Linked DNA regions of Homo sapiens: region 1 is linked to region 2. A link is a loop called in an ENCODE intact Hi-C map of the cell type or tissue named here. Cell type or tissue: psoas muscle. All regions are shown on one strand. Links, peaks and the distances in the headings refer to the core of each region. The heading gives the core; the rest is flanking DNA.

Region 1 (10,320 bases), core at 1,106-9,105, 190 kb after region 2:
ATTTGTTTAACCTTATGCAGGAGGAGGACAAGGGAGACCCAGGTTCTACGACACAGGTCCACCAAGTCCCTCTAGGAACCAGCCCTGCGAAAGGCCTATGGGTGCTGTGCTCGACACCCTGCTCCTTTCACACAGCCCTGGCAGCCTGCAGGACCTGAAGACATTGGGAAGGCTCCTAAAGCCTGTAAAGGGCTTCACATCTACTGGGAACCCCCTACTTGCTATGAGGCCTGGAACAATGCACTGCCCTTGTCAGCCAGCGTTCCCACCCCTGTAGAATGAGGACATCGAACCAGGTTTCTGCTCCCAAAGCAAGGACTGGCTGAGTCACAAGCCTGGGGTTGCTCCTTAGCAAACCCATTCCTGGGCTAAGCCCAAGATTCTATGTTAGTACCCCCAGGGTTGGGGCTGAGAATCTGGATTTTAAAAAAATCACTCCTCCACCAGGCACGGTGGCTCATGCCTGTAATCCCAGCCCTTCGGGAGGCTGAGGCAGGCGAATCACCTGAGGTCAGGAGTTTGAGACCAGCCTGGCCAACATGGGGAAACTCTGTCTATACTAAAAATACAAAAATTAGCTGGGTGTGCTGGCGTGCGCCTGTAATCCCAGCTACTCAGGAGGATAAGGCAGGAGAATCGCATGAACTCGGGAGGTGGAGGTTGCAGTGAGCCGAGATCTCGCCATTGCACTTCAGCCTGGGTGACAGAGTAAGACTCCATCTCAAAAGCATTTTAACAAACAAACAAAAACTCCTCCCAAGATATTCTGATGCAACCAGATTTGGGAAGCACTGGAACCAAAGATGCTCATTAGGGTTGCTGGTGGCTTTGACGTTGCAGGAGTCTGTGGTTCTGTGGGCAGGAAAGGAACCCCAGGATGTTTTTTTTAGCAAGAGAAAAAAGTAATTATTTATACATGCAATGCACAATACACATGGCAGTGCTCGGTGGTGAATGACTCAAGGGGGTGGTTAGAATTCGGGCTTATTACCTAATTTAGGAGATGAAGGGGAGGAGGAGAAAGGGCACTTTTAGACAAGGTAAATGGGCCCTAAGAAGAATGGAGGGGGATGTGATAGTCTAAGCTTCTCTGGTCTAACCATTGTGCTCATAGCTCTGTCTCAAGCTCCCTGTCTGTTGCTCTCCTCAGAGGAGTGGCACTGAGCAAGACAGGCTATGCCTCACTGCTGAATTGTGCCAAGGCACCCGCATTTCCCAGCCAAGCTTCCTTGGTTCACACCCAATCTCGGCTCCTCACTAGCTGGGAGAGCAGGAGCAAGTGGCTTGGCCTTTCTGTAGCCCAGTTCCCTAACATGAAAAATGAGATGAAGAGAAGAGCAATGCTGCCTCCTCCTGGGGATAGTTTGAGGATTATGAAAATTAAGCCAGCCAGACGCGGTGGCTCACACCTGTAATCCCAACGCTTTGGGAGGCCGAGGTGGGCAGATCACCTGAGGTCAGGAGTTCAAGACCAGCCTGGCCAACGTGGCAAAATCCCATCTCTACTAAAAATACAAAAATTAGTTGGGCATGGTGGCAGGTGCTTGTAGTCCCAGCTACTCAGGAGGCTGAGGCAGGAGAGTCTCTTGAACCTGGGAGGTGGAGGCTGCAGTGAGCCGAGATCACGCCACTGCACTCAGTCTGGGGAACTAAGCGAGACTGTCTCAAAAAAAAAAAAAAAAAAAAAAGGAAATAAAATTAAGCCATGGCCATTATTTTTAGTAACTGAGTGTTTGAAGCTTATCACTTTGTGGAGTGGCTGGAGCAAGTCACTTGCTAACACGAGCTCGGGTGTTTGTGGAAAGGTTTTTCTCCATTTTACATATGGAGGCTCGGGACTCTCCGGGGCCCAGCTGGGCTCCCTCCATCCCCTCCTGTCTCCTGCATCCCCTCCTGTCCCCAGCATCGCCTCTTACTTGGTCCACATGATGGACGATTCCCGGCTGTCTTCAGACCAAATGCGGGCTGTCCAGTCGCCAACCGTCAGGAAGTTCTTCGGGTAGAAGGGGTTTCTCTGGAGGGCGTAGATGGGGCCATGATGGCCCGGGAAGGTGCACACAATCTTTTCAGCTGACGTCTTGGCCTTGCGGTTGCAGGAGATGACGATGCCCTGCTCGGTCCCCACCATGAACTTGGTGGGCTGTGGAAGGAGTGACACAGGAGGGGAAGACTCCACGAACCATCAATTCTGGGATTAGCGGGCATGGACAGGAGCTTGCTTGGGGGGTCTGCAGGCGCTAGAAAGGCCCTCAGATCAAGCCTTGGCAAGGGCTGTGGCCCCTCCTGGAGAGCAGTCCCCACTCTTCCCGGGCTCCTCAGACCCCATCTTTTTGGAAGCTGCTCAAGGAGCCTGTGCTGAATGAAGCCCTCCCTGGCTCCTCCAGTCCTGGAGGGTTGTCAGGTCACTAGCCCCCTCTGCAGAGCACCACTGTGTCCTCGATGCATTTGGCCATAAAGATCCTGAATGTTTGTTTACAGAGAGAGTAAAGAAGACCCAGGGAGGGGATGCAGGGTGGCCCACCCAGATCACTCATGGGATGGGCAGAGCCTTCCCTGGCAAGACAGTGACATTTGTCATAGCATTGTCCAGGCTGGTGTCCCTGAGAACTCAGAGCAGGTGACCAACCAGCACTCAGGAAGTTACCTGGCAGTCGGTGATGTAACTCGTCCCCCTACCACTGGTGGGTGAGCTCTTTGAGGGGCACGAGCTTGTCTGACATGGGTCCATCGCCCACGAACTGAGCTTTAGTAGTTATTCACTTCACTGCGGACTGAATGCACAAAGGCTGGTCTCCTGACTCCTGGTCCAGTGCTCCCCTCGCGTCTCTGAGCATGACCCCCTCCATCACGCAATGCCCTTCCTTGTTTACTGTTCTGTCTTAACTTCTGGGCTAGACTGAACAACCTCCACCAGCAGGGCCTGAGCCTACAATGGTGCTGTGTCCTCAGCATTCCAAATGGAAAGAACAGCTGAGTGAGGTAGGGGAGGGGCACACTGAGGGGAGGGCCTTTGTCAACGGGCTCAGATGTCCTCTGCAGCTGGTGAACCTGCCCCTATAGAACTCCCAGGTTTTAGGCAGAGGTTGCAGTGAGCCGAGATCATGCCACTGCACTCCAGCCTGGCCTACAGAGCAAGGCCCTACCTCAAAAAAAAAAAAAAAAAAAAAAAAAAGAAAAAAGAAAAAGAAAAAAGAAAAGAAAAGAAAAAAGAACTCCTAGTTTATTTATTTATTTCTCGAGACAGGTTCTGGCTCCATTGCCCAGGCTGGAGTGCAGCAGTGCGATCTCAGCTCACTGCATCCTTGACCTTCTGGGCTCAAGCAGTACTCCCACCTCAGCCTCCCACGTAGGGACCACAAGCACACACCACCAGGGTCAGCTAATTTTTGTATTTTTGTAGAGATGGAGTCTCCCTATGTTGTCCAGACTGGTCTCAAACTCCTAAGCTCAAGTGATCTGCACACATCGGCTTCCCAAAGTGCTGGGATTACAGACCTGAGCCACTGCACCTGGCCCCCCAGCTTTTTTATTTTTATTTTTTTAAAAAACATATTGTTTTATTATGCAGTTTTCTTCTACCAGAAAATTACTAAAATGATAAATATAAAATCTCTAGAAAATACCCAGAACATGGCCAGGTGTGGTGGTTGAGGCACGAGAATCACTTGAACCTGGGAGGCAGAGGTTGCAGCGAGCCAAGATCATGTCACTGCACTCCAGCCTGGGCAAGAGTGAGACTCTGTCTCAAAAAAAAAAAAAAAATCAGCCTGGCTTGGTGGCATGTGCCTGTGGTCCCAGCTGCTCAAGAGGCTGAGGCTTGAGCCCAGGAGGTGGATGTTGCAGTAAGCTGAGATTACACAACTGCACTCCAGCATGGGCAACAGAGCAAAACGATGTCTCAACAAAACAAAACAAAAACCTGGGCTTCAAGTTGGGCGTCAAGGGCAAGTGGAAAGACCAAGCTTGAGAGGTCCAGAGAAGAAAGTATTCAAGCCGACTGCACGCCGCCCGTCAGTGAGCCAGAGAGAAAGGCCACCCAGATCTGAGTGGCCCATCGTGCCTCTAGCCTCAGACTTCATGGTGGGCTGCAGGTGGACACTCTGGGCCTCAGAGTTGGAGCCCTGGGTTTGAGTCCCAGCTTTACCAGGTACTAGGACTCACAACCTAATCTCATGAAGACTCATCGTGTGTGTCTGGCAAGTACGGATAATAACATTACCCCACGAGATGGTTGTAGGCGACTGCACAAGCTTATTAAATCAGGCAGCCACAAGTGTCCAACACACAGTGTGCACCCTGCAAGGGCCAGGCATGGAGGAGATGGCCCTAGTAGTGATGTGGCTGCATGTCTAGCACTTGGCCTAGAAAGCCTTGCCTCTGGGACAGAATGTTTTCCTGAGCCCTCGCCACCCCAACCTCCCTGCCCAGTGCCTTGTCCTCTGGGGAGGGGGTCAGTGGAATTGTCTCCTCCTTCCATCAACATTCATCTCTCAGCCTTGAGCTAGGGTTGCCCAGGTATGTTCGAGGCCAGGGCCTCCCAAAGCCCTAGGAATGATGGCCCATGACCCCGAAGCAAACAAGTGACACCCCCAAGGGGGAACCAGGCCTGGGCTGCACTAAGACGTAAACCAAGACTCAGCCCAAACCAAAAGCCAACAACAAGGGAAAGTTGTCTTCTTACTCTAGCGAGGAAGTCTTCCTTTACTGCTTCTAGGAAGCTTCCCTCCTCTAACACATTTGCACTATGCTCAAACTGATATTTCCTGTTTTTCTTTTCTTTGTTTTTTTTTTGAGATGGAGTTTCGCTCTTGTCGTCCAGGCTGGAGTGCAATGATGCGATCTTGGCTCACCGCAACCCCCGCCTCCCAGGTTCAAGCAATTCTCCTGCCTCAGCCTCCCGAGTAGCTGGGATTACAGGCGTGCGCCTCCACGCCCAGCTAATTTTGTATTTTTAGTAGAGATGGGGTTTCTCCATATTGGTCAGGCTGGCCTCGAACTCCCAACCTCAGGTGATCCGCCCGCCTTGGCCTCCCAAAGTGCTGGGATTACAGGTGTGAGCCACCGTGCCTGGCCCTTTTTTTCTTTTCTTATGTAGGGACAGTGTCTTGCTATGTTGTCCAGGCTGGTCTTGAACTGCTGGGCTCAAGTGATCCTGCCACCTCAGCCTCCCAAAGTGCTGGGATTACAGGTGTGAGCCACGGCGCCTTGCCTCACATTGATATTTTTCTTCTTTTTCTTTCCTTCCTTCCTTCCTTCCTTCCTTCCTTCCTTCCTTCCTTCCTTCCTTCTTTCCTTCCTTCCTTCCTTCCTTCCTTCCTTCCTTCCTTCCTTCTTTCCTTCCTTCTTTCCTTCCTTCCTTCCTTCCTTCCTTCCTTCCTTCCTTCCTTCCTTCTTTCCTTCCTTCCTTCCTTCCTTCCTTCCTTCCTTCCTTCCTTCCTTCCTTCCTTCTTTCCTTCCTTCCTTCCTTCCTTCCTTCCTTCCTTCCTTCCTTCCTTCTTTCCTTCCTTCTTTCCTTTTCTTTCCCTCTCTCTCCCTCTCTTTCTTTCTTTCTTTCTTGGTAAAGACTGGGCGGGCGGTGGGGGGGGTCTCATTATGTACCCAGGCTGGTCTTAAATTCTTGGCCTCCCAAAGTGCTGGGATTACAGGCGTGAGCCACCCTGCCCGACCTGAACTTTGATATTTCTTTGTCATTCTCAGTGACTGAACACCGAGACCATGCTTGTGCTCTGGTTTTCCAAGGAGCCTGCTTTGACCTCATTTTCCTCTCCAGTACCTCTTCCTTCCCCAGAGGAAGGCAGGTGACCAGCCTAGGGACCCCGTGCCAGGCAGGGCCAGGACCTGGGTTGGAGTCCAGGCCTCCCGATGTTGGTCCTGGGCGTGACCTTCCCCACAAAACAGGGCTTTTCTGGAATTGTTCTGTCAAAAGATTGCCCTCTGTGTTCAGCTGGGCCACTGGCCAAAAGATGACTTGGTGCCATGATGACTATGGTGTCCTTCTTCGAGAAGCTCTGCTGCCCCCTGCTGGAAAGTTGTTGTAAAGGCCACACACGTCTAGGATGGCTGCAGTGAGGGTGGCCTCCCTGGGCTGGTGCTGGGTTCCACGAGCACCTGATATCCTAGCAATGGCCTGTCTTTAGCCCTGGCTGCCCTGTCAATGCAAGTCGGGGAAGGGACAGCAAGGGACACTCACCAAAGTAGATTCGAACTCCAGGGAGATGGCCCCCAAGGCATTTTCCAACTGTTCCTTCTTGGTGATGTCCAAGATCACAACTTCAGTGGGCTCGCTCATCTTTCGGATGTCCCACCACATGACCTGGTGGGAGGAGGGGCGACAGTGAGACTTCGAGGCCCTGTATTTCCCCTGGCTTTTGCCTTCTCCGCCCTCACCCCACCGTCCTGGGGTCAGCCACTGGGCCACAAAGGATGGAGCTCCCGGCAATTCGTGGGAGCAAATACACTTTGAGGATTGCTGTTCTGTCCACAGTTCCCACACCTGGCTGATCATCAGAGTCGCCGGCAAGCTTCATACAACCCAGATGCTGAGGCCTCGCCCTCGACCTACTGAATCAAAACCTCCAGGTGCAAGGCCAAGAATCGGTATATGCCAAGACTCCCCACAATAAGGCAATATCCGGCAATGTTAAAAATGCATGTGTGCTCCGACCTAGAAGTCCCACTGCCAGCAATGTCTGCTGTAGATATATCCCCGCATGTGTGCAACAATCTGTGTATAAAGATGCTCTTTGCTGTATTTTTTGGGGGGTAGCAACAAAATATTAGAATCCATATATAAATTATGGTACACCCACATGATGCAGTTATTAATAGGCATGGGGCAGCGGTGTATGAAATATGAAACTATCTCCAAGGTACACACAATGGAAAACATCGAGTACAGAATAGTGTGTGAAGTGTGCAAAAAGAAAGAGTAAAGAAGAGAGAGGTGTGTTTCCTTGCATACGCAGAGACTAGCTCTGAAGGCAGACATAAGAGAGGGAGGGAGGGGAGGAGGTGCAGGCAGAGGTGAGAGGAAGGCATTTTCTTTTTTGCACCCTTTAGATTCTGTTCCGTGGGCATGTATTATCACTACTCAACTTAAAAATAAAGTGTTAGGCTGGGCGCAGTGGCTCATGCCTGTAATCCCACCACTTTGGGAGGCCAAGGCGGGTGGATCACCTGAGGTCAGAGTTCGAGACCAGCCTGGCCAACATAGTGAAGCACCATCTCTACTAAAAATAAAAAATTAACCAGGCATAGTGGCAGGCGCCTGTAATCCCAGCTACTTGGGAGGCTGAGGCAGGAGAATTGCTTGAACCCGGGAGGCAGAGGTTGCAGTGAACCAAGATCGTGCCATTGCACTCCAGCCTGGGCAACAAGAGTGAAACTCCATCTCAAAATAAAATGTGTTAAAGGAAATGTCCCCAGGGGTTCTGATGGGGAACCAGGGAACAGTTACTGCCCCTCCCTTCCCTCCTCTCTCCAGTGTCTGGCTGGTGGGTACCTGCCCATCCGTGGAAGCTGAGAAGCACTCGGTGCCCGTCTTCGACTGCAGCCAGATGGTGCCATACACAGGGTCTCGGTGGCTGGACTCAATGGTGGATAGCTCCGCCACCAGGCTGCCCTTTCGGGTGTCCCAGCAGGCTGGTGAGGAAGGAGATGAAGAAGGAGTGGAAGGGGGCACAGGCTTCCTTCCTTAGGGCAGGGAGCAGGGGAGAGAGGGGGCTGCTGCTTCTGGTTTGGCAGGTATGTGGTTTTCTAGAATCAGGGCTTGGTTCAAATCAGCCTGAGTTTCCTACCAGCCTCTACAGACTCTCTGGAGAGACTCCCAGAGTGCAAGCTTCATTCAGTTCCTTGAGCCCCTCCCAGGCATTGACTCCCTACCCAACACTTGGCCCTGGGCAAGCCTCTGGGGATAGGACAGGCATAGTGGCAGGGGAACACATGAGGGTGGTCAGGGAAGGCCTCCTGGAGGAAGTGACAGGTAGCTGAGATGGAAGATGAGCCTCAGGATGGAGGGAGCCAGGCGAGAGGAGAGCCGAGTCCCTAACGTAGGGAAAAGCACGTGGAAAGACTCCATTTAGGTGAATCTCTCTGCTACATTAGCCCATTTCCTCTTATCCTTTGTACCTCTGCTGCCTCTGTTGGAAAGAAACTCACAGAGGAGCTTTAGCCTTTACTGTGATCTGTTATTAGTGCTTTGCCAAGAAAGATGGAAAGGTTATCTGTCCTTTGTCCTGTTAGATTTCGTTTCCATTTTCCCATGAATGCACAATGAGGGCTCACCCTGTCACTCAGAGCTGTTTCTAGGAAAGGCCGTTTTGTAAAATAACAAAAGTACTTAGCTCGTAAGCTTTGACTTAGTATTTCTCCAAGTTCAAGGCATTTTCCCTGAACTCAGCTGGCCCAGAAATATGTTTTCTTAGATACGCCTGCTCAGCCAAGCACAGTGGCTCATGCTTGTAATCCTAGCGCATTAGGAGGCCGAGGCAAAAGGATTGCTTGAGCCCAGGAATCCAAGAGCAGCTTGGGCAACATAGTGAGACCCCGTCTCTACAAAAAATTTAAAACCTAGCTGGGCATGGTGGCACATGCTACTCGGGAGGCTGTTACTCGGGAGGCTGCCTGCTACTCGGGAGGCTGAGGTGGGAGAATTGCTTGAGCCTGGGAGGTTGAGGCTGCAGTGAGCCATGATCGTGCCACTACACCCCAGCCTGGGTGACAGAGCAAGACCCTGTCTCAAAAAATAAAAATAGGCCAGGCCTGGTGGCTCACACCTGTAATCCCAGCACTTTGGGAGGCTGAGGCAGGTGGATCACTTGTGGTCAGGAGTTCAAGACCAGCCTGGCCAACATGATGAAACCCCATCTTTACTAAAAACACAAAAAAATTAGCTGGGCGTGGTGGCAGGCACCTGTAATCCCAGCTTCTCAGGAGGCTGAGGCATGAGAATCACTCGCACCTGGGAGGCAGATGTTGCAGTGAGCTGAGATCATGCCATTGCACTCCAGCCTGGGCAACAAAGCAAGGCTGTCTCAAAAACAAAACAAAAAATAAAAATAAATAAAAATAAAAGATAAGCCTGTTCTACTTTGGCAAAGCAGTGCTCAAGAGTAGGTCCCACTGGGTCCCACATGGCCCTAGAGGGGCCCTTCTTGGAGCAGCGGAGCACCAGAGTCTGGGCTGGTATGAGCTGGCATGAAAAACCACTGAAAGAGGTTATGAATAATGACTGAGTCAAGGCTCTTGAATTAATCATGGCAAAGTGGCTCTGCCTCAGTCTTTTAGAGCTCTGGCACCCAGATAGTTTGGCAGGGACGTTTATGGGAGCCCGGGTCTATTCCATAATCTGAAAGCTCCCCTGGGCAGGAGGCAGCAGGTCTGAGAGGGAGATCGGGGCCTTAGGAAGCAGCTGACTACAGACAGCTTCAGAGGAGGAGTTTCTCAGCCATCCTGGCTCCCACTCCCGAAGAAGCAGCAAAAGTATAAGAACATACAGAGCAGAGAGGAGTGGGGAATGCTTTTTACGCCCAGGGTCAAGACTGGCCTGGGTGTAGTCATGGGTTGGGTGTCTGGCGACTCCAGGTTCAGGGGAACAGAGCAGGTAGGGACATTCAGAGCCAACCCAGGCAGGTGACTTCTGATCTCACTGGAGATTAAAAAAAAAAAAAAGCAGTTTGGGCTGGGCTTGGTGGCTCACGCCTGTAATCCCAGCACTTTGGGAGGTCAAGGTGGGTGGATCACTTGAGGCCAGGAGTTTGAGAACAGCCTGGCCAACATGACAAAACTCTGTTTCTATTAAAAATACAAAAATTAGCCAGGCGTGGTGGCATGCACCAGCCTCTGGGGAGGCTGAGGCAGGAGGATCGCTTGAACCCAGGAGGCGGAGGTGGCAGTGAGCTGAGATCACACCACTGTACTCCAGCCTGGGTGACAGAGCAAGACCCTGTCTCAAAAAAAAAAAAAAAAAGTCTGGGCACGGTGGCTCATGCCTGTAATCCCAGCACTTTGGGAGGCCGAGGCAGGCAGATCACGAGGTCAAGAGATCAAGACCATCCTGGCTAACACAGTGAAACCCCGTCTCTACTAAAAAAAAAAAATACAAAACATTAGCTGGGCGTGGTGGCGGGCACCTGTAGTCCCAGCTACTCGGGAGGCTGAGGCAGGAGAATGGCATGAACCTGGGAGGCGGAGCTTGCAGTGAGCCAAGATCGTGACATTGCACTCCAGCCTAGGTGACACAGCGAGACTCTGTCTCAAAGAAACAAACAAACAAAAATCAGTTTTCCAGGTGTGCCATCAGCAAAATCCGTGAAGTAAGGA
Region 2 (10,320 bases), core at 828-8,827:
TTGTCCTGAGATGGAGTCTTGCTCTGTCACCCAGGTTGGAGTGCAATGGCGCGATCTCGGCTCACTGCAACCTCTGCCTCCCAGGTGCAAGCAATTCTCCTGCCTCAGCCTCCCCAGTAGCTGGGATTATGGGAGCTTGCCACCGCGCCTGGCTAATTAAATAATTTTTACTTTTCTTTTTGTGTGTGTGTTAAGAGACATCATCTGGATATGGAACGATACACACTTTTCTGAATTAATGTTATTCTTTTTGTTGTTATTGTTGATTGTTTGTTTTTGAGATGGAGTCTCGCTCTGTCACCCAGGCTGGAGTGCAGCGGCATGATCTTGGCTCACTGCAACCTCCGCCTCCTGGGCTCAAGCGATTCTCCTGCCTCAGCCTCACGAGTAGCTGGGATTACAGGCATGCACCACCATGCCTGGCTAACTTTTTGTATTTTTAGTAGAGACGGGGTTTCACCATGTTGTCCAGGCTGGTCTCAAACTCCTGGCCTCAAGTGATCTGCCTGCCTTGGCCTCTCAAAGTGCCAGGATTACAGACGTGAGCCACAGAACCCGGCCAGAATTAATGGTATTTATTTAAAAGCAATGAGAACTATTTATTTGTAATTGGCAGAAGTTTAAATCATTTTTTTAAAGGCACCATTCCCAATGTTGGCCATGGGATATGCTGAAGGATATTTCCATACCAGGCTGATAGGAGAATAAATTGCACCCAAATCCTATCGAATATACTACCCCTGGGCCGAGACATTTCTAAGAGTGTATCCTAAAGAAATAATTATGTGCAAGAATGGTCACATAATTGGTTATAATAGCAAGAAACTAGAAACATCCTAAATCCCCAACAGTAAAGATATGGTTAAATAAATTACATTACATCCATAAAAGGAACATGATACAAATTTTAAGAGTATATGTTATTTGAACCCATATTTTATAAGGAAAAAATGTAGATATATGAACATTGTTATTTTCTTCTTTTTGTCTGTATTTTCTAACTTTTTTTTTTACAACAAATAGATCTTTTTTCTGTAGTTAATATAAAAAAAATTTTTTTTTTTTTTTTGAGATCGAGTCCAGTGTGTCACCCAGGCTGGAGTGCAGTGGTGTGATCTTGGCTCACTGCAACCTCCGTCTCCTGGGTTCAAACAATTCTCCTGCCTCAGCCTCCTGAGTAGCTGGGATTATAGGCATGCGCCACCACGCCTGGCTAATTTTTGTATTCTTAGTAGAGGCAGGGTTTCACCACGTTGGCCAGGCTGGTCTCGAACTCCGGACCTCAGGTGATCTGCCTGCCTCAGACTCCCAAAGTGCTGGGATTATAGGCGTGAGCCACCACGCCTGGCCTAAAAAAAAACTTTTAATGGCTTCTAAATTGTTTGCAAAATGAAATTGAAGCCTGTCAGTGAAGCTGATGTTCTGTGAGCTGGCCTCTCCCTCCGCCCTCACTTCCCACCACTCGAGGCCTCCCCTTTCTGCTCCAACAGGAAGGAGTGGCCAGCTCTTCCTCCCCAGGCCCTGCCTCATCCAAACCTCTTGCCATGCACTTTGCTTTAGAGGCACCCGGCTTGCTTATCTTGTAAGACTCCATCCACCATCCAAGAGCCATTTTCAGGAAGCTACACAGGTGCCTACTTGCCCTCCACCACAGTGGGATGTGCCTGTCCTGCCTGCTCCCAGGACTCCTTGACTTTCTCTATCATTGTAACTCAGGACATTTTGTAGTAACATTTTGACACTTAATGTTATCAGGCTCCCCAACTGGTCTCCAAGCTCCTTCTAGACTGTGTCCCCATATAGGAAAAATATCATACATATTCGTTACTGGATGGATGGATGGATGGATGAATGGATGACTTGGTTCTTCTTCTAACCACTATTCCTGGTCCTGGCTTCCTGATAGTAACCACATGATTAGTTGGGTCCACGTACCTCTGATTCAAAATGTCTAAATAGGTTATTTATTCATAAATTTTTAAAAAATCAGAATGGGGTCAGGTGCAGTGACTCACACCTGTAATCCCAGCAATTTGGGAGGCTGAGGTGGGAGTTACTTAAACCCAAGAGATCAAGACCAGCCTGGGCAACATAGTGAGACCCTGTCTCTACAAAACAAAACAAAACAAAACAAAACAAAACAAAACAAAACCACACATACATACACAAAGCAAAAGCAAAAAAATTAGCTGGGCATGGTGGTATGTGCCTGTAGTCCCAGCTACTTGGGAGGCTGAGGTGGGAGAATTGCTTGAGCCTAGGAGGTTGTGGTTGCAGTGAGCTATGATTGCACCACTACACTCAAGCTTGAGCAAGAGAGTGAAAACCTGTCTCAAAAAATAAAAATAAAAATTTTTAAGTTGAAAAAAATCAGAATGGGAATTAGTTGAGAAGATTCAAAGCAACATTCTACATAAATTCCATATAAGACTGCCAAATAAAGAGGTAGACATTAGATTCTCCTAAGGGAAATGTGAAATCCAGAGGCTAAGGAGAAAGTTCCAGTTGACACCGTGTTGATTATGGAGTTTCAGCTCTCTCGTCATGAAGCTCCCCCTCCTCCCCTCACACTCCAAGGTTTTCCTGAGGCTCTGAGAGGCCAGCTACAGTCTCAGTGGGGATGAAGCTGCTTCTACTTCGTTTGTGATGGGAGTGAAAATGGCCCCAAAATCCCATTTCCCAGAGCTCTTTCTCTGACACTTGTAGAGAATCTTATGCAGAACTTTCTCCTGACCCCATGTCCTTTGGGTCAGCTGATGGCCTGTGAGATTGATAATCTAGCAAGTTTGGACATTCGTGACACTCTTGCTAACCCAGGTACGGAATGCTTAGAGAGGGAGTTTTCTGATCCTGTTCTGCTTCTGTGGAAGGCAGAGCAGCTTAGCCCATTGATATTCTGCAGGTGACTTTGATCTTGAATTCAGTTAATTGTGTGTCAGGTGATTACCCACACCTGTCAGTCAAAGCGCCCTGCTCCTTCCTCATAACCCATCATCCCTTTTGTTTCCTGGCATTCCAGATTCTTCCACTGCACACATTAACTCACAGACAGATGCCAGCATCGTGCTTCACCATATATATATATATATATATTTTTTTTTTCCTGAGATAGAGTCTCACTCTGTTGCCCAGGCTGGAGTGCAATGGTGCAATCTCAGCTCACTAAAACCTCTGCCTCCCAGGTTCACACGATTCTCCTGCCTCAGCCTCCCAAGTAGCTGGGATTATAGGCACGCACCACCCCAGCTAATTTTTGTATTTTCAGTAGAGACAGGGTTTCGCATATTGGCTGGGCTGGTCTTGAACTCCTGACCTCAAGTGATCCACCCACATTGGCCTCCCAAAGTGCTGGGATTACAGGCATGAGCCACTGCATCTGGGTGGTACGGCTGCCACCCTTACAGATTGTTCTATTATGTTATTACTGAACACTTGCCACCACAGCTTGCATAGGCGGCTGAGGTCACTCGGTCACCTGGTCAACAGCAGGCACATCTGCTGTTGGGTTTTACTAGGAAAAGAGTGGCTAGTTATGCTTTAATAATTTATTAAGAAGGTCATTGTGCTTTATAGAATGGCTTAACAAGCCAGGCGCGGTGGCTCACACCTGTAATCCCAGCGCTTTGGGAGGCCGAGGTGGGCGGATCACAAGGTCAGGAGATCAAGACCATCCTGGCTAACACGATGAAACCCCGTCTCTACTAAAAATACAAAAATTAGCCGGGTGTGGTGGCGGGCGCCTGTAGTCCCAGCTACTCGGGAGGCTGAGGCAGGAGAATGGCGTGAACCGGGGAGGCAGAGTGCAGTGAGCCGAGACCGTGCCACTGCACTCTAGCCTGGGTGACAGAGCGAGACTCCATCTCAAAAAAAAAAAAAAAAAAAAAAAAGAATGGCTTAACAATTACGGAGAAGAGAGAAAAAAAGAAGACAGGAAAGAAAGAGGAAGGGAGGAAGAAAGGGAGGTAATTCATATACAGAGAGAATACTTTGGGATCAAGGACTCTACTCAATTCTTTCCTGTAACTCTCAACACTCCTGGAAGGTAGAACCTGCTGTTCCCATTTCCCACTTTCCTTACCAGACACATAGGAACCCAGAGCTTGCCCTCAGCCTGGGCTTCAGGAGTAGGTCCCGGGCTCCAATGCACCATGTGGCCAGATTTGCAGAATGTAGGTCAAAGGGGAGAGTCCAAAGGTCAAATTCAAAGGACCCGAGAACAGGAGCAAAGGAAAGAATCGACAGCAAAGAAATTTTGGACAATGAGGATGCAGGTCAGGGGTGCTTAGAAAGAGTCCCAGAGGTGACGAAACAGCATGAGGATGCCCAGGGAGAGAATGGCAGGGCCTTTTGTTAAGGGCTTGCATCAGCTGGGTGTAGTGGGTCACACTGCGGTCCCAGCCAGTCAGGAGGCTGAGGAGGGAGATTTGCTTGAGACCAGGAGGTTAAGCCCAACTGGGACCACATGGTGAGACCCTGTCTGTATAAATAAATAAGAGTGGCCAGGTGCGGTGGCTTACATCTGTAATCCCAGCACTTTGGGAGGCCCAGGTGAGTGAATCACCTGAGGTCAGGGGATTGAGACCAGCCTGGGCAACATGGCGAAACCCCATCTTTACTAAAATACAAAAATTAGCCAGGTGTGGTGGCAGGTGCCTGTAATCCCAGCTACTTGGGAGGCTGAGGCAGGAGAATCATTTGAACCCGGGAGGCAGAGGTTGCAGTGAGCCTAGATCGCACCACTGCACTCCAACCTCAGTGACTGAGACTCCCTCTCAAAATAGAAATAAATAAATAAGAGCTTGCTTCAGAGCCTGGTGAGGGTGAACGCACTGGAGGGGCACTGGACCATTGCTGGAACAAATGAAGAAACTGAGACCCAGATGGCCTTGAATGGCAGCCCCAGACCATGTAGGTCACAAGGGCAGAGGTGGGATTTAAGGCCTGTTCTATCTGACCCCAAACCCATGACACCAACCACAGGTGGGGTGGCTGCCCTTGCCTTTGACACACTGCAGTCGGGGTGGGAAAATCTAGGAATTGGGAAGGGACAATTGGATATGAAATAAAGAAACTCAAAGTTAGAGAGGAGTTGAGTTTTCTTGTTTTGTTTGTTTGTTTGTTTTTTGAGACAGAGTCTTGCTCTGTCACCTAGGCTGGGGTGCAATGGCGCGATCTTGGCTCACTGCAACCTCCGCCTCCCAGGTTCAAGCGATTCTCCTGCCTCAGCCTCCCAAGTAGCTGGGATTACAGGTGTCCGCCACCACACCCGGCTAATTTTTGTATTTTTAGTAGAGACGGGGTTTCGCCATGTTGGCCAGGCTGCTCTTGAACTCCTGACCTCAAGTGATCCGCCTGCCTTGGCCTCCCAAAATGCTGGGATAACAGACGTGAGCCACCGTGCCCGGCCAAGGAGTTGAGTTTTCTTTCGGCACAAAACATCCAAGGACTGGGCGTGCAGAGGGGCTGGAAAGCCATGCAGGAGTTTTCTGTCTGTTCCCCTGTTTCAAGCCCTCCCGCTTCTCAGCTGCATTGACCCAGAAAGTACAGAATTCCTTTGGCGTTGACAGACCAACCCCAACGAATTCAACAGGCTTGGGAATCCAGGCATGTGTGATTCCCCGCATGGCCACAGGGTGGAGATACGTGGCTATCAAATCTCTATGTTTGGTTCCCAGGCAGAGTCAGGTCTACAAACCAGGGCTGGTGTTTGCCCAAACAGTAAACTTTAAAAACAAAGAAACATAATTGTGAGGTCATTTTCTAAACTGTGGATAATTCAGCCCTGAGTCATCTTTCTAAAAGGCTTGGGCTAATTAGAAAATGTCTTTCACCTCCTTGGACCAATTGTGAACATATTGATGATTAACCTAACATTATTTAATCCTCCGAATATCTATCATGTTGGCATTGGACATGCCAAGTGAGGCGCTGTATTTTGAAGGTGAACTTGGATTGTAAAACAAAGACAAGGCACAACTACGGGAAGGCTTCACCAGCTACTTTCAGAAAACACCGGAGTGGCACCTTTGTGTACCCGGCACATGCAGACAAAGACAGTGTCAGCAACCTGTTCTCAGATGGTTCTGGGGAAAAACGCATAGATAGAAACAGAGTAACAAAAAAGTGGCAAATTAAAAAAAAAAAAGGGTAAATCTGGGAAAATGACATACGGGAGGTCTTTGTACCTTTTCCACAATTTTTCCTTAAGTTTGAAATTGTTTCAAAATACAAGGTTTTTTTTTTCATTGTTGTTGTTTTTAATGCTAAGATCCAGAATTCCTAGATTCAAGGTTCAGATATTATCACCCAATGGAGTGGCATTTGTCATTTCAAGTAGCCTCTCTGGCCCGTGGCTCTTCTGTAAAATAAAGAAGGTGGCCAGGCATGGTGGCTCATGCCTATAATCCCAGCACTTTGGGAGATCGAGGCAAGAGGATCACTTGAGGCCAGAAGTTCGAGACCAGCCTGGCCAACATGGCGAAACCCTGTCTCTACTAAAAGTACAAAAAAATTAGCCGGGCATGGTGGCATGTACCTGTAATCCCAGTTACTGGAGAGGCTGAGGCAGAAGAATCACTTGAACCTGGGAAGCAGAGATTGTAGTGAGCCAAGATTGCACCACTGGACTCCAGCCTGGGTGACAGAGCAAGACCCTGTCTCAAATAAAATAAAATGAAATAAAATAAAAAAAGGCAATCTGTTGTCACTGCTGCAAAGCATTCTGTTGTGTGAATAAACCCCTCAGCTCACCCATTCCCTGAAAAAAACAAAAAGAATAAAGTGGAATGTTCTCTCTGCATGTGAATTACCTTCCTTTCTTCCTCTCTGTCTTTCTTTCCTTCTTTCTTTCTTCTCAGTAATTGTTAAGCTGTTCTATAAAGCACCATGGCCTTTTAAATAAATTATAAGAGGAGGCTGGGAGTGGCGGTTCATGCCTGTAATCCCAGCACTTTGGGAGGCTGAGGCGGGTGGGTCACCTGAGGTCAGCAGTTTGAGGCCAGCCTGGCCAACATGGTGAAACCTTGTCTCTACTAAAAATACAAAAATTAGTTGGGCATGGAGGCATGTGCCTGTAATCTCAGCTACTCTGGAGGCTGAGATGGGAGAATCGCTTGAACCCAGGAGGCAGAGGCTGCAGTGAGCCGAGATCGTGTCATTGTACTCTAGCCTGGGTGGCAGAGCAAGACTCCATCTCAAAAAAAAAAAAATTAAAATTAAAAAAGAGAAGCATAACTAGTCACTCTTTTCCTGGTAAAACCCAACAGCTCATGTGGCTGATCACAGAATGTTGAGGTGACCGAGTGACCTCAGCTGCCTATGCAAGCTGTTGTGGCAAGTGTTTAGTAATAACATATTAGAACCATCTGTAAAACACTGGAGTGGCCCCTTTCTGTACCCGGCTCATGCAGACAGAGACAGTCTGGCTGTACCAACCAGACTCGTAACTGTTTAACAGGTAAAGCACGACGCTGGCATCTGTCTGTTAGTTAATGTGTGTGGTGAATGAGTCTAGAATGCCAGTGAATAGAAAGGAGCAGGGAGCTTGGATTTACAGGGGTCCGTAATCTCCTAAGGCTCAATTAACTGAATTCAAGATCAAAGTCACCTTTGATATTTGAATAATCAATAATCAATTTGATTAAATATTACATAATCAATTTGGATAACTGATATTTGAAATAATATTTTTATTTATTCACCCCAATATTTATTTACCCCCAAAATATTATCAGGCTGGGTGCAGTGGCTCATGCCTGTAATCTTAACCTGTTGGGAAGCCGAGAGGGGAGGATGTCTTGAGCCCAGTAGTTTGACCAGTGTGGGCAAAAAAGTGAGAGTCCATCTCTAGAAAAAATCAAAAAAATTAGCCAGGCCTGGTGGCATGCGCCTGTGGTCCCAGCTACTTGGGAGGCTGAGGCAGACGGATCACATAAGTCTAGGAGTTTGAAGGGGCAGTGAGCCATGATCATGCTGCTGCACTCCTCCCTGGGACTATGTCTCAAAAAAAAAATGTATATGCACACACACACACACACACACACACACACACAAAGTCCTTCAGTCCAATAGGTACTCATTGTGTTATCAATGAGATAGTTGACATCCTGTCGTTTGCAGTAAGTCGTAGATTCAAAGCCCATTTCAGTTTGGACTGGCCGGTCCCGAGGGCTCCATGCTCACCTGTGGTTGCTGTACTGGGCAGCAGTGTCTCCTGCAGATTCTCTTGGCAACTCCAGGTCGGCCCAGCCCTGGGTCCCACCAGCTCGCGCTCTCTCCCCTCCCCATCTCCGCTTCAGGCCACCCCTTTTCTAGTCTGAGACGGGACAGTTTCCTCTGGCTCCTCATTATTTCCTCAAATCTATGGCTACTCAGGAGGCTGAGGTGGAAGGATCTATTGAGCTTGGGAGGCAGAGGTTGCACATGCCTGTGATCCCAGCTACTAGGGAGGCTGAGGCAGGAAAATCGCTTGAACCCAGGAGGTGGAGGTTGTAGTGGGCTGAGATCGTGCCATTGCACTCCAGCCTGGGTAAAAAGAGTGAAACTCCATCTCAAAAAAAAAATCAATACATTCAATACACTCCTAATAAAAAGGAATTTTTTTGAGGAACATAATAAGCTTATTTTAAAATGCATTCAATGGAATAAAGGTCTACAAATAGCTAATTCAACCTTTCTAAACTTTTACACTCTGCTTCCCTTATAAAACTGATGCCTTTAACAGTGCCCAAATCATCTCTTGAATGCTTTGCTGCTTAGAAGTTTCTTCCGCCGGATACCCTAAATCATCTCTCTCAAGTTCAAAGCTCCACAAATCTCTAGGGCAGGGGCAAAATGCCACCAGTCTCTTTGCTAAAACATAACAACAGTCACCTTTACTACAGTTCCCAACAAGCTAATTCAGCCCGGCTATTTTGTATTTTTAGTAGAGATGGGGTTTCTCTATGTTGGTCAGGCTGGTCTTGAACTCCCTACCTCAGGTGATCCGCCCATCTCGACCTCCCAAAGTGCTGGGATTACAGGTGTGAGCCACCGCACCCGGTCAAATATATTGATTAATTTGGGAAGACTCGACATCTTGGTGTCATTAAGTCACCTGAAGTAAGAGCCTAAAAGATCTCTCCATTTATTCAGATCATCTTCTGTAACCTTTATTGGAATTTTATTGTTCTCTCCATAGAGGTCTTATATAGTCTTGGTGATATGGTTTGGCTCTGTGTCCCCACCCAAATCTCACCTTGTGGCTCCCATAATTCCCATGTGTTGTGGGAGGGACCCAGTGGGAGATGACTGAATCCTGGGGGCGGGTCTTTCCCATGCTGTTCTTGTGATAGTGAATGGGTCTCATGAGATCTGATGGTTTTAAAAATAGGAGTTTCTCTGCACAAGCTCTCTCTTTGCCTGCTGCCATCCACACAAGATGTGACTTGCTCCTGCTTTGCCTTCTGCCATGATTGTCAGGCCTCCCCAGCCACGTGGAACTGTAAGTCTGTTAAACCTCTTTCTTTTGTAAATTGCCCAGTTTCAGGTATGTCTTTATCAGCATCGTGACAATGGACCAATGTAGTAAATTGGTACCAGTAGAGTGGGGTGCTGCTGTAGATACCTGAAAATGTGGAAGTGACTTTGGAACTGGGTAACAGGCAGGGGTTGGAACAGTTTGGAGGGCTCAGAAGAAGACAGGAAAATATGGGTAAGTTTGGAACTTGCTAGAGACTTGTTGAATGGCTTTGATCAAAATGCTGATAATGATATGGACAATGAAATCCAGGCTGAGGTGGACTCAGATTGAGATGAAGAACTTGTTGGGAACTGTAGTAAAGGTGACTGTTGTTATGTTTTAGCAAAGAGACTGGTGGCATTTTGCCCCTGCCCTAGAGATTTGTGGAGCTTTGAACTTGAGAGAGATGATTTAGGGTATCCGGCGGAAGAAACTTCTAAGCAGCAAAGCATTCAAGAGATGATTTGGGCACTGTTAAAGGCATTCAGTTTTATAAGGGAAGCAGAGTGTAAAAGTTTAGAAAATTTATGGCCTGACAATGTGATAGAAAAGAAAATCCCATTTTCTGAGGAGAAATTCAAGCTGGCTGCAGAAATTTGCCTAAGTAACGAGGAGCCAAATGTGAATCCCCAAGACAATGGGGAAAATGTCTCCAGGGCATGTCAGACGTCTTCATGGCAGCCCCTCCCATCACAGGCTTGGAGGCCTAGGAGGAAAAAGTGGTTTTGTGGGCCAGGCCCAGGGTTCCCCTGCTCTGTGCAGCCTAGGGACTTGGTGCCCTGCATCCCAGCCGCTCCAGCCATGGCTAAAAGGGGCCAACA

The links. Peaks named below come from ENCODE experiments on the same cell type or tissue, not always from the same donor. Only the 100,000 strongest peaks of a DNase experiment are listed, where the experiment ranks them.
Region 1: it touches region 2 in a loop (4-fold over the local background); 27 of 110 quality-filtered maps call a loop at or near these places.

The regions. Positions count from the first base shown.
Region 1 is chr17:74,297,039-74,307,358 of GRCh38, reverse strand. It overlaps DNAI2 (dynein axonemal intermediate chain 2), which reads right to left. Exons shown (of 14, transcript NM_023036.6): 7 at 7,502-7,641; 8 at 6,191-6,313; 9 at 1,917-2,140. Among named protein-coding and RNA genes, the nearest start is that of KIF19, 24 kb to the left of the region's middle. In psoas muscle, for the core only: a CTCF peak has its summit at 6,032 (motif pointing left); a DNase peak (open chromatin) is centred at 5,988.
Region 2 is chr17:74,488,841-74,499,160 of GRCh38, reverse strand. No RefSeq gene overlaps it. Among named protein-coding and RNA genes, the nearest start is that of CD300A, 27 kb to the right of the region's middle. In psoas muscle, for the core only: a CTCF peak has its summit at 5,636 (motif pointing right); a DNase peak (open chromatin) is centred at 5,620; H3K27ac peaks cover 706 bases.